Regions from separate parts of the Homo sapiens genome. Here region 1 is linked to region 2. Evidence: chromatin contacts called from ENCODE Hi-C or POLR2A ChIA-PET data. All regions are on one chromosome and are shown on one strand. The core of a region is the stretch at or near the end of the contact, and the rest is flanking DNA. Distances in the headings are between cores, read along the strand shown.

Evidence for each region. A loop is a pair of places that touch in the nucleus more often than their neighbours do. ChIA-PET counts read pairs that join two places held with the same protein, here RNA polymerase II (POLR2A). Pooled maps may share reads with other maps.
Region 1: POLR2A ChIA-PET joins it to region 2 with 12 read pairs in activated T-cell. The contact joins the enhancer-like site here to the promoter of LGALSL-DT in region 2. A Hi-C loop is called at or near these places in 1 of 50 pooled maps. POLR2A ChIA-PET finds 5 or more read pairs at or near these places in 2 of 52 experiments (activated T-cell and activated naive CD4-positive, alpha-beta T cell).

The regions. Positions count from the first base shown.
Region 1 is chr2:64,847,104-64,852,966 of GRCh38, forward strand. It overlaps LINC01800 (long intergenic non-protein coding RNA 1800), which reads right to left. Exons shown (of 5, transcript NR_110224.1): 2 at 2,337-2,444; 3 at 1,169-1,260; 4 at 694-774; 5 at 1-509. Among named protein-coding and RNA genes, the nearest start is that of LINC01800, 14 kb to the right of the region's middle. Within about 2 kb of position 1,453, at least 2 of the 41 ENCODE cell types and tissues checked have a DNase peak (open chromatin) inside an H3K27ac peak, as active enhancers do.
Region 2 is chr2:64,449,678-64,456,129 of GRCh38, forward strand. It overlaps LGALSL-DT (LGALSL divergent transcript), which reads right to left and starts at 5,201. Exons shown (of 3, transcript XR_002959392.2): 1 at 4,848-5,201. It overlaps LGALSL (galectin like), which reads left to right and starts at 4,485. Exons shown (of 5, transcript NM_014181.3): 1 at 4,485-4,904; 2 at 5,667-5,738; 3 at 5,912-6,000. The coding sequence starts at 4,869. RefSeq lists silencers at 4,242-4,661, 4,672-4,741, 4,832-5,131.

The sequences.
Region 1 (5,863 bases), core at 203-2,702, 390 kb after region 2:
AGCAACTTACAGTAGAAACCCCTGCCTGAAATGGACAACTTCTCTGACTGATCTATTTCTAGGACTTCTTTAGAAATTCATGGTTCTCTCAGTTATATTTCTGTGAATCCACTTTTTTTTGGAACCAACAAGGACCCTGCCTATATCAGTAAGGAATTTATTTGGCTACAAATAGGAGAAAACCAGAACCACAATGATTGACACTGATTTGCATGACCCTGGGGCTGGCACAGCTGCTCATCAGGCATCCAGGCTGCTTCTTTCATTTTACTGTACCATCCTCAGCGCAGGCCTTTAGTCCTCATGGTCACAAGATGGCTGCTGTACTTCCTGGTCTCACATCCATGTTCCAGGCAGGAGGAGGGAGGAAGGACAAAAGGCATGGCACTCCCCCAACTCCTTTTTTAAAAATCAGGAAAACAAGCTTTGCCAGAAGCGTCACTAGGCTGAACTTGACTATTTCTCACAGTCCATGTGGTGTCACACGCGCACCTCTAGCTAAAAGATGCCTGTGGAAAAGAGGGTTGTGTGAGTGAAGATGAGAAGCCAACAGCGTCTGCTCTGCTGAAGAAATAGAACAATGGAGTTCTCATGAGTGCATTGCGTGTGTGATGGCATTTGTAGTGCAATCAGAGGGAGGAGGGGATGTCATTCCTATTCTTGACAGGAAATCACTACACAGATTTGCCTCACCTGAAAATGTGACAGAAGCCAGTCAGCAACGTCGTGACAGAGCCTGGACTTCTTCGTGCTTGTCTCCACATATCCAGCCACCTTGAGGAAGAGGATGATCCCACAGGCGCTGGCCATGTTACTAGCCACTTTCTAACTTCCAAATAAGACGGGAAAGAACATTCCAGACCAGGGGAGCCCACCCCCAACTCTTGGAGGAGAGCTTCAATTTTTCCCAGAGACTCTGAAATGACTCCATCAAGGAGTTGAGTAGCTCACAAGGGACCAAAGCTGCTACGCCAGAAGATGGAGACAGTCTCAACCAGATGCTCATGCCCTGAGGGCAGGACGCAAGCCCTGGGCTGAGGCCCAGTGAGGATCTCACATTAAGGGGAGGGAGGAGGAGGGCTGGGTCAGGGAGGGACCCTTCGAGGGGTTGGCTGTTGGGGGAGCAAGCGCATTAACAAAGGTATTGGTCTTTGACAATCTTCTTTACCTGTCTGATGGTCTTCTTTTCCCATCTATCTTTTCATTGTAGGCTTGTCAACTAACACATCAATATAATTCCTTTTGGAAATGGCTGAAAAACTGTAAACACAGAACTTATTGGTAGCTACAGTGGTAGATTGTAAAAGTGGCCACAATCCTTCACTGCGTCTATATGTTTACCCCTAAGCTAAATGACTCTGTGCCTCTCTTCCATCAAGAGGAACAGACTACCTCTCTGCTCCTTCGACTGGGGCTGCCCTAGGGACTCACTGTGGCCAGTAGAATGCAGCGGACCTTGTTTGTACGGTTCTGAAGCTCTTGCCTACTTCTCTCTCTGGAAACTTGTGTGAACAAGCCCAAGCTAGCCTGCTGGAGAATGAGAAACACAGAGAAGCTGCCCCAGCTGAGGCTGTCCTAGTCCAGCCAGGCCCTAGCCCACCAGGCAGCTGGCCTCTGAGCATGGGCAAGCTGGCAGAAATATGCCAGACTGCAGAATCGTAAGCTAAAGGGTGGTTGTTTTGAGCCACTAAGTTTAGGGAAGATTTGTTAAACAGGAAGAGCTAACTGATAGACTTACTATGTGCTGGACACTGGCTAGGAACTTATGTAATCGTCATTTCTTTTAGCTATATTTGTACCTGTCAGTGTGCAGAGTGTGTGTTCAGGGGAGAAATAGCTTGGTCTGCTTCTGCTTGTGCTCCCATTCTGGCTGAATTTCTGTGTACTCAATTGCTCTAAAGAGCTTTCAGGCTCCAACAAAAGGACCAGAATATTCTGTGATAATCCCTGAACATTCCTCAGTCTCTAGTCCCTTAAAAGTGTGTGGGATTAGGGAAATGGTGCTCTAGTTGGAATCCATCCAACTTTTCAGCCTGCAGAGATTCAATCTGGGGAGTTATCTTGCTGTTTTTAAGCATATGTGGGTTCCTAGATATCAGGAACCAAGGGATGATCCTTTAGTGCCACTCACCAGGCAGTCCTAGCACACTAAGGGAGGGAAGGTAAGACACAAGATGCTTTCTCTGTAGTATGAAATGGGGGAGTCTGTGGAAGGTGGTCACTTAAAGCCCTGGGCAGAATGACAGTCACCAAAGCAGTGACCATGATAAGTGCCAACGTAGGGCAACCTCACGCCAAGGAAGAAGGTGTGACCTTAGGCTGGTGGCACTACCTACCTGGATAGCTGCACTCCAGTGTGGAGAGCCTTAAACTGGATTTTACTGTGGGCTGCAGACACAGTTTGCCATAACCTTTGGTGTAACAGACACTTAAAGTCAAGGTGCCTGCCAAAAGATAATAACTTTAAATGTAAAATTACAAATCATTAAGGGTAACATGATACAAATAGCAATAGAAGCATTGGCAGTATTTTACCTTGATTTTATTTTTGCTTGTCTTTCGCTGTCAGCCTTGTCTAAAGTTGCTGCTGAGGGCACCTCATTCACACACCATTTACCCTTCAGCTATGGCACTGACATTGTCGCCTCAAGGAGCATGAGAGTGAAGGCCAAGGACACCTCCCACACAAACTATGGTTATTTCTCAGAAATGCAGATTTAACTTTTTCAACATGGGTTTCTTCATTTACCCTTTGGGAAGTACATGGAAATGTTCAATTTCCTTTGGGAACTGAAGTCAATATTAGCCGTTAATCCAAAAAGCATCCTTCATGAAATGCTTAAGGAAGGCTTGTAAGAAACCAGTTGACTGAATTTGTTTACTACCTATGGGCTTTGGCTAGAGGAGGGAAGACTAGTCAACACTTGGGCCTTAAAAAATCTGAACCCAAGTGTCATGTCCTTTCTTCCCAAGGGATGTAGGAAAATTGGAAAGTGGTCTTTTCTCAACTACTTCCCTTTATAGCTGTTGAGAGGTAGATGGTGCTGAATATCCATTTTGCTGCAGCAAAATCAAAAAAGAAAGGCGCAAACAACAAAAAATATAGTTGTTTTTTTTTTTTTTTTTTTTTTTTTTCTGAGACAGAGTTTCGCTCTGGTCACCCAGGCTGGAGTGCAGTGGTGCGATCTCTGCTCACTGCAACCTCCACTTCCTGGGTTCAAGTGATTCTCCTGCCCCAGCCTCCCGAGTAGCTGGGACTACAGGCACCTGTCACCATGCCTGGCTATTTTGGTATTTTTAGTAGGCACAGGATTTCACCATATTGGCCAGGCTGGTCTCGAACTCCTGACCTCAAGTGATCTGCCCACCTTGGCCTCCCTATATGCTGGGATTACAGGCTTGAGCCACTGCGGCTGGCTGAAAAAATACAGAAGTGTTAAAATACTCTTGACATGTTTTATATCAAACTTCTTACAGGGAAGGAGCTCAGATCGGTTAACCATTCCATCGCTGAGAGAAGCCCCTACCCAAAGACAGTTAATGTCTCCAAGGGTGATGATGGATTCCAGAGTCTTCAGGTGGAAGACTTGGGGCTATGTGGGTCTCACTTCATCTTCCCTTTTTTTAGCTCCCCTGTGGCTACCTATTTGCAAGGAGCTCTGTGCTCCTAATGACAAGGAAAACCCAGAGGCTTAAAATAGAGTTCATTTCCCAGAATCTCAGGTACTCAGAGGAGAGAGGGGTGGGGACTTCTTGGACACAAGCTCACATTAGCTGATGAAACACAGCTGCATGTGCCCCACACCACAAGGAAGGAAACTTGTTTTGCTGGGAAATACTGCAGAGGTTTTTGCCTCATTTTCATGGGAGAGGCTGAAGCTTCCACTCTCTGGCAACATAGGCCAGACCCAAATGAATCTGTGGCTGAGACCAGCTTTTCCTAATGTAAGTGCTCAGTTGGCCAGGCATGGTGGCTCATACCTGTAATCCCAGCACTTCGGGAGGCTGAGGTGGGTGGATCACCTGAGGTCAGGAATTTGAGACCAGCCTGGCCAACATCGTGAAACCCTTTCTCTACTAAAAATACAAAAATTAGCATGGTGGCAGGTGCCTGTAATTCCAGCTACTCAGGAGGCAGAGACAGGAGAATTGCTTGAACCTGGGAGGTGGAGATTGCAGTGAGCCGAGATAGTGCCACTGCACTGCAGCCTGGGCAACAGAGCAAGACTCCATCTCAAAAAAAAAAAAAAGAAAGAAAAAGAAAAGAAAGTGCTCAGTCAATTCGCAGCTATGAGAACTGTGTTAGATCTATAGCCCCGTGACTCTCATTTTGATGTGTGTTACCTGAGCACTTGAGGTCATCTGTGAGCAAAGTTTGCCAGCCCAGGCATCTCCTCCAGAGACTGCTGGCTTCTGAAGCACACTTCACTTGGTGTGAAACTTCTCATTTTGAAGGAAGCTTTATAATGTGGCCCGATGATCCTTAGTCCGTCATGTTATATGCAACCCAGGAGCAAGGTGGTCCTAGCTATTAACACTAGGTGTGTGTTCACAGCCAGGCGTAGTGGTGCACACCTGTAATCCCAGCTACTTGGGAAGCTGAAGTGGGAGGATCACTGGAGCCCATGAGTTTGAGTCCTGGGTAACATAGTGAGACTCTCTCTCTAAAAAATCCCAGTACCCACGCCCCTCCCCTCCCTCCCACCCCCCACTGCCAACACACACAATCCCCACTGTTTGCAGCATAGCACAGGACATCTCCTTCCTTAGCTTCTTTGCTTGGGGATGCTGACCCAAGAAAGTAATAACAGCAAGCATTATGGATTAGTTCTTTATTGCTGTGCAATAAATCACCCCAAAATGAAGCTACTTAATAATAAAACACTTACTACCTCATGCAGTTTCTGTGGGTCAGAAATTCAGGAGTAACTTAGTTTGACAGTTCTGGTTCAGGGTCTCTTATGGGGTTGCAGACATCTGAAAGTTTGACTGGGGCTGCAAAATTTGCTTCCAAGAAGCTCCTCACATGACTGGCAAGTTGGTGCTGGCTATTGGCAGGAGGCCTCAGCTTCTAGACTATGTGAAGGTATTACTTTAAAAATTTAAAATTTATATTACACTCATAGGTATGCACTAGAGGGATCTAAAATTCCCCCTACCTTTGTAATGTTGTCTGTTCTCCTGAATGTCCCCACCTGCTTCCTCTGGGTACCTATCTCCACTGAGACACATGTCCATGCTCCCCAGGGTCAGGTGCCTCGGTTTCTAGTGCCTGCAACCCTATGTCCTTGCCCATCTCTTCTTCCCCCATTGCTCAGGACCTGGCCCAGCATGACACACACAAAAGGCACTCAACATGAAGAGAATTGAATAGAACCAGTCTCCACCATAGTGCGTTCCACAGAGAGGATGTAACCCTGACCTTGAAGAGAACTGTGCTCAGTTAGAGTGAGCAAAAACATGGATTTCAGTTGTCCTGGTTTGATCTCCCCAAAATGAACTAATAACATCAGGGGTGTAGAGAGTGATAGGCATTGGGGATGAAGAAATAGGAGCAGAAACCCCAACCATTTCTTTTCTAAGCTGGGTCAGGGCCTTCACTGCACCTGGAAGGCCCTGACCCAGCTTAGAAAAGGGGGAGCCTCCCCCAGGCAGAGCAGACATAGCTGAAGATGGCTGACCGCCCTCAAATACAGCCTTGAGTTCTGACCTGCAGCTCACCAGAATGGAGAAATCCCTGGCAGGGCTGTGAGAGGCACAGATTGAAACAAAACCTTTCACTTAAAAACGACAATGTGCTCTTTTCCACCCAGCTACTCCCCAGAGGTTCAACTCTGCATAGGCAAGAAGGGAGGAGGAAGAA
Region 2 (6,452 bases), core at 3,951-6,450:
TCACCCAGAAAATAAAAGTTGTCTGGAGCAGCCCTCTTCATGATGCAGATACTGTATTAGATTTCCTTTATAGATATACATTTCTTTTACAAAAGGACAGCTTTTCCAGCTGCAGTTTCTTAGAATAATCAGCTCAAAATATGCCAAAGAAGTATATTTTGGGGTGCCATATTCTAGCCTCCTACAGTTACATTTTGGGGTAGTGTATCCTGAGCCTCAACTGGGGACAATTTGTGCCTTCCCTTCCAAGAGGGGCATTTGTCAATATCTAAAGACATTTTTGGTTGTCACACTAGGAGGGGGAAGTGCTATTTGCATCTAGTGCTCAACGTCTTCTAACACATCAGACAGCCCCCCACAAAAAAGGGTTTCCTAGCCTAAAATGTCACTACTGTGAGGAGAAACCCTGCTTTAGAAAATGTGTATATACACACCGATAGAAAATGAGTGGTCTGTAAGTTCAAGTTGGGCCTTGGGATCATGGCCCATAGGAGGCCTCAGATGGCAGGCATGGTGGAAGGGATGGAGGCACGTGCCTCTCTGGACCAAGGCACAGACGAAAGGCAGCCTCTGGGAGCAGGGGTTCAGTTCAGCTGGTTGCCACACCAGAGAGAAGAGTGGGATTAGAATTCAGGCCACAAACAGAGCTGCAGTGTGGTCTTCGAAGACTTGTTGTTGTAGTTCTGCAGCAGTTGCTGCTATGCATATGCTTAGGGATATGCCACCTCCTTCAGAAAGTGGCCTTAATCCTCCAAATGGGAGTGAATCTCCCCACATCAGTGCTCAGGCTGTGGGTCTGAGGCCTTTATTATCTTACCCACTAATACATCCTGCCATTATGTCCCAGAGTAGACGGTAAGTTTCCTGAGGATGAGACTCATGCATTTTCACCTATCTCCATAGTACCACGGCATGTAGCAATACTGATAAAATAGTTGCTGAATTGTCATCAATATTTATTCTTCCTCCCAATATTAGAAATTCCATGTGCATACATTTGAACAAAACATATAAAATGTTAAGGTAAAAAGGAAGTAATCTACTATTTTCTTCTGGAAAAATCATTTAGCAAAGCCCATCTTCAAAGATTTGTTTGTACTTTTTTTCAAAGCTAATAATCTGTTTGACTGCCTTCCCCACTTCTTTAACGTTTTTAGTAGTTTCCAGTGGTAACATGGTTCATCTTGAAATTTAACTACTGCATTTCATAAATGGGTCCCAATTTGGTTAATGTTTTTACACACAAATACCTATAATCAAAGCATGGAGCAAATTTTGCCTATTCTTTGCTATACAACTCAAAAAAGAATTTTTTAAGCTCTATAATTCATTAGTTTGCTAATGGCTTTTCCCCATAAGAGATAGTTTGACCCTGCTCAACTTTTAGTTACAGCAAAAAAACTCATTCAGGCTTTCTCTCTGCTCTTCATATTCAAAATAAACCATTCTATAGACTGAGAAGGAATCAAGCACTTTTGGAATAAAAGGCAATTTTCCATGATAAAACATTCTGAGCACGTTTAGTACCTTCCTATTCTTTACATTCCTAAAATGTAAGAAACTCATCTCCAGCAATCCAAATATCTTAAACTCCACTTACAAAACAAATCAAAGGGTTATTCTTCGCCCTACAAAAGCACTTATCAAAAGATTCAACCCAAGATTATTTTCATTCAGCAGCACCTACTCTCAAACCCATTTCAATTTAGATAGTATTTACACAGCTTTTCATGAACCAGAGCTTTCTAAGAGCTAAGAGGGAATGATGAATGAGTTCTGCCCCTTAATTCTGCAAGTGAGGAAACTGAGGCTCAGAAGACCATATGAACTCTCCAAGCTGCAGGATAACAGCTGGGACTTATCAAGGGCCCAGGGCTTCTCACATCTTCACCACTTCCACCATGTCAAGGCCACCATCACGTCTTGTTTGGAATGCTATAGGAATCTCCTAGGTCCCATTTTTACCCTCCCTCCTATCATCCACCCTCTCTCCAAAGGCCACTCCATACAGCAGCATGTGGATGAATCTACAATAGAAGGCAAACTATGTCCCTCCTTTGCTCAGAAACTTTTAATATCTTCCTATTTCCCCATGTAAAAGCCAATCCTCAACCACAGTGTAGAAGGGCTATCCATTTCTAGCTACACATCTCCTCAGTCACTGCCCCCAGCCCCAGTACTTGGGGACTTTGCCCTTGCAGTTCCCTGTGCCAGCAAACTCTTCCTCCAGATGTCCACATGACTCACCCCCCTCCTTCAGGGGTCTTCTCAAATGTCACTTTACCAGAGGTGGCTTCCCTGACCATCCTGTATAAATAGCATCACCCTACCTCCTATCTCTCTCTCTACTGGCTTTTTAATTATTTTTATTATTATTGAGACAGGTTCTCACTCTGTCACCCAAGCTGCAGTAGAGTGGTGAGATCACAGCTCACTGCAGCCTTGACCTCCTGGCTTCAAGTGATCCTCCCACCTCAGCCTCCCAAGTAGCTGGGACTACAGGTGCACACCACCACACCCAGCTAATTTTTTTTTTTATTTTTGTAGAGACAGAGTCTCTCTGTGTTGCCCAGGCCTGTCTCAAACTCTTGGCCTCAAGTGATCCTCTTGCCTCAGCCTCCTATATTGCTGGGATTATAGGCATGAGCCACCGCACCTGGCCTTATTACTTTTTCCTAACACTTTTGTCACCCGACATATTTTGTTTATTGATTTCCTTTGCCCACTAGAATGTAAGCTCAGCAAAAAAGTAGCCTGCTGGATCCCCAGTGCCTGGTATACAGCAGGCACTCAGTATTTTGGTATAATAAGTGCTTACTATGTCCCCAATACTGTTTTAAGGAAGGTATTTACTTAATCTTCCCAATAACCTGAGATAGGCATTATTATCATCATTGTCATCTCTGAGTCACAGATGAAGAAACTAAGGCACAGAGAAGTTTAGTAATTTTTCCAAGATCACACAGCTAGTGAATAGTAGAGCCAGGATTTGAACGCGAGACACCGGCTCTTTAACCACCATCACATGTAGTGTCACCCTTATTGTGTCACTCAGTTAATGATAAAGAACTACTGCACTTTAATGCTTCTTCTCTATACCAGACTCTCAGAAATTGATACATACTAAAGTATGCTTTCAAATGTCAATCATTTCCTATAAGTGCCTAACATTTTAAAGTAATAAAGTGTGATTTTGAGCTAAGACTGGTAAACAAAGTGTGCTGCAGCCACAAGCGTACTGCGCTTTAGCCTCTATCTAGTTCAAGAACCACTTCCAGAGGATATGAGTGAGGCTTACAGGCGTGTGCAGGTAATTCTCCCTGCTCAACTGAGATTACCATCATTAGCTCTGGTCCATAAAGGGAAAACTAAGACACAAAAGCCACATTGATGTTCTAGGCCACACAGCCAATTGCAGTGACTAGAAGAAAGAAGCCTCCCCGGGCGGCGAAGGTTGCAGTGAGCTGAGATCGCGCCACTGCACTCCAGCCTGGGCCACAGAGGGAGACTCCGTCTCAATTTAAAAAAAAAAAAAAAAAAAAAAAAAGGAGCCTCTGAGGGGCCCTCTGGGACTGCAGTAGGTCACACATGCTCCCTGCTTATTAGCATAGAACGCCCCGGTGATTCATGCAATGGAATGTTTCAGCCAAGGATGTCACCTAATAGAGGATATGTTGATACAGCTTTATCTGAGAAGTTACATAATCGTCCTAGTGTGGAAATGCCATAAAGGAATTTCTGGCTTGAATAAAAGAGGTGTGTATCCCCTGGGAAGTACTCCACAAAGGGTATGAGGAGATTTTCAGTGAGAAGCTGACTACCCCAGACTGGGCAAGTGACTTGTTAAAAACAGGGCTCAATGGAGGCTCTCTGAGGACAGTGACTGCGCCCACTTTGATTTGGTAAGGCTTTGACTCCTGCTCGAGAGAGTCCAGGGACCCCTAGACCTGCCTGTCCTTCCACAGGGAAGAGCGACCTTTCTGTATCTAGCCTCCTGGGATAGAAAGGTCCCTACCTTGAGTCCTCTCTGCTTCGTTCTTTCAGGTCACACATTTATTTCTGCAAGCCTTCAGACCTTCCATTCTCTTTCTGCCCTAGAGAGCAGAATGAATCCTTCCCCCGATTTTGTTGGAATTCTCTGAAAGAAATCCTGCCAAGTCTCCCACTCTGGAATACCACCCCCAGCACCCAATCTTCCCTCGACCTCGCCTCCCATCGCCCCACCAGCGCCCAGGACGTGGCAGGAGGAAGGAGGCTGGAGGGAGGGGCGCGGGTGGCACGAGCACCTGTCACCTGACCGGCTCGGGCCCTCACTTCTCCAGCCCCGGCCCTGCCCACCCTCTGGCCGGTGAGAGCCGACAGGGCCCCCGCCCTCCCGGACCCGGACAGGCCCGTCCCTCCCGCCCCGGCCTCCGCCACCGTCCAATGGCCGAGGGGCAGGGCCCGCTGAGCAAGCCGCGGCAGCCCCGCCGGGTCCCCGCCCTGTTCCCGGTTCCCGAGCCGGGCCCCGGAGGCCTTTAAATGCTGCCCAGGGCCGACGCGGCACGGCCCTCGCCACTTTTCTTGGTCGGGCAGCGGCAGCGGCAGCGGCAGCAAGCAGCCCCGTCGGCCCGGGTCCGGGGCCGTTCTGGGCCGCGGCAAGCACCTTCGCCCTCCCAGCTCGCGCTGCCTCCCTCCCCTCCCCTCCTCCCAGGCTCTGCCTGCCAGGTCGGCGCCGGGCCCCGGGCGCGCGCGCGCGCGCCCCCTCGTGTGTGCGCGCGCCCGCCGCCAGCTCGGACCCGCGCCCCCGCCCCCGCCCCGCGCAGGACAGCCCCGGGATCCCCGCCCGCGCGCCGCGTCCCACGTACCCCGCCGCGCCGGGCAAGAAGATGGCGGGATCAGTGGCCGACAGCGATGCCGTGGTGGTGAGTGTGGCAGGGCGCGCGCGAGGCGCCCCTCCCCGCCGTCCCGCACTCCGCCGCCGCCTGCTCCAGCAGTGCTGGGGTGCTGAGCAGCCGCAGGCCCGGCCGGCGCCCGGCGCGTGGGAAGGCGCCCGGTACCTGTTAGCAGCCGCTGGCTGCGCGCGGCCGGTGTTAGGGGCTGGAGAGGCTCCCGGGCTGCGGGGCTCTGGGCTGGGGAGGGAGTTTGGGGAGGATGGCGGGTAGGGACGCCCGACAGCCCCCTCTGTGCCGTGCAACCGCCAGCCAGGTGTGCGCGTGGGTGAGTGTGTCCGGGGCGCGCGCCCCGCCACCGCCCCCGACGTACCGGGGATTCCCCCTTGGAAATGGGTCGGCGCCCGGGGCTCCCGAGAGAAGTTGAGCACGGCCGCTGCACTTCAGTCACGTCCCGAAGGACAGGCCTGGCCCACCGCGCTTCCAGAAGCGTTTACGGTTGGAGAGGGGCCTGCCCTCCTCCGGCGTGGGGCTCTGGCTCTTCGGTGGACCTCGACCTTGATTTTGATCTGGATCTGAAGGGTCTGCGGATCTTCAGAGGCTTAACTACCGGGTGGAAAGGATGGGTTTTGTTCGGGGGTGATGAGATTATCTAAGAGACGGTGAAGAGGCATCATCTGCAGACACTGTGTGCATGTGGAAGGCTGCTGGATTCCACCACATCTGTGTGGGTTCTTCCTCCAGCCCCCCAAAAAAGAGCCCATGGAAAGCCAATCTGTGTACTTCTATTTTTAGAAACTAGATGATGGCCATTTAAACAACTCTTTGAGCTCTCCAGTTCAAGCGGACGTGTACTTCCCACGACTGGTAAATGATTTTGCTCTGTGTCTCTGCCTGTACCTTCCTCCTTTCTCATTGCTTTTTAAAATTTTATTCATTTGTTTATTGCATTTTCCAGTGGGTCAGGCCTTCAGGGTCTGAGGTCTTGGCTTTTCCCTAACAGGCTGTAAAATTCATTTTTCTTCTCCCACCCTTTTCAGATAGTTCCATTTTGTGGGCACATTAAAGGTGGCATGAGACCAGGCAAGAAGGTGTTAGTGATGGGCATCGTAGACCTCAACCCAGAGAGGTAAGGCAGAGTCTTTGTCAGGACAGAACTATCAGGCTGTGGCTGAGCCCTGCCCACTTCTGTTGTGGTTTAGCACTCCTCTTCCTCTCCTTGTGGACAGTGTTGCTAGTTGCCAGTGCCAAGAAAGTACCATGTTCCCATGAAACGAATATGTATGAATCCCAGCCATCATTTCTCCAGACAGCTATTTATATCAGAGATTATAAATATAGGCCCACATTTTCTCTTTGACCCTTAGGGAGGCCAGAGGATTTTTTTTTTTTTTTTTAATGGTTTTGAAACATGGTGCCAGGAGCAAGAACTATCAAGATGAATAAGAACCCAACTTAACATTATTTCCCCTGGTCAATTTCTGTGGCTGTTTTTGAGAATTCCGAAGTGGAATTCTCTAATTTTAGTCATTTTCAACACCAAAGTTTTCACCAGAGCTTGCTTTAGGTAACAAAATAAGC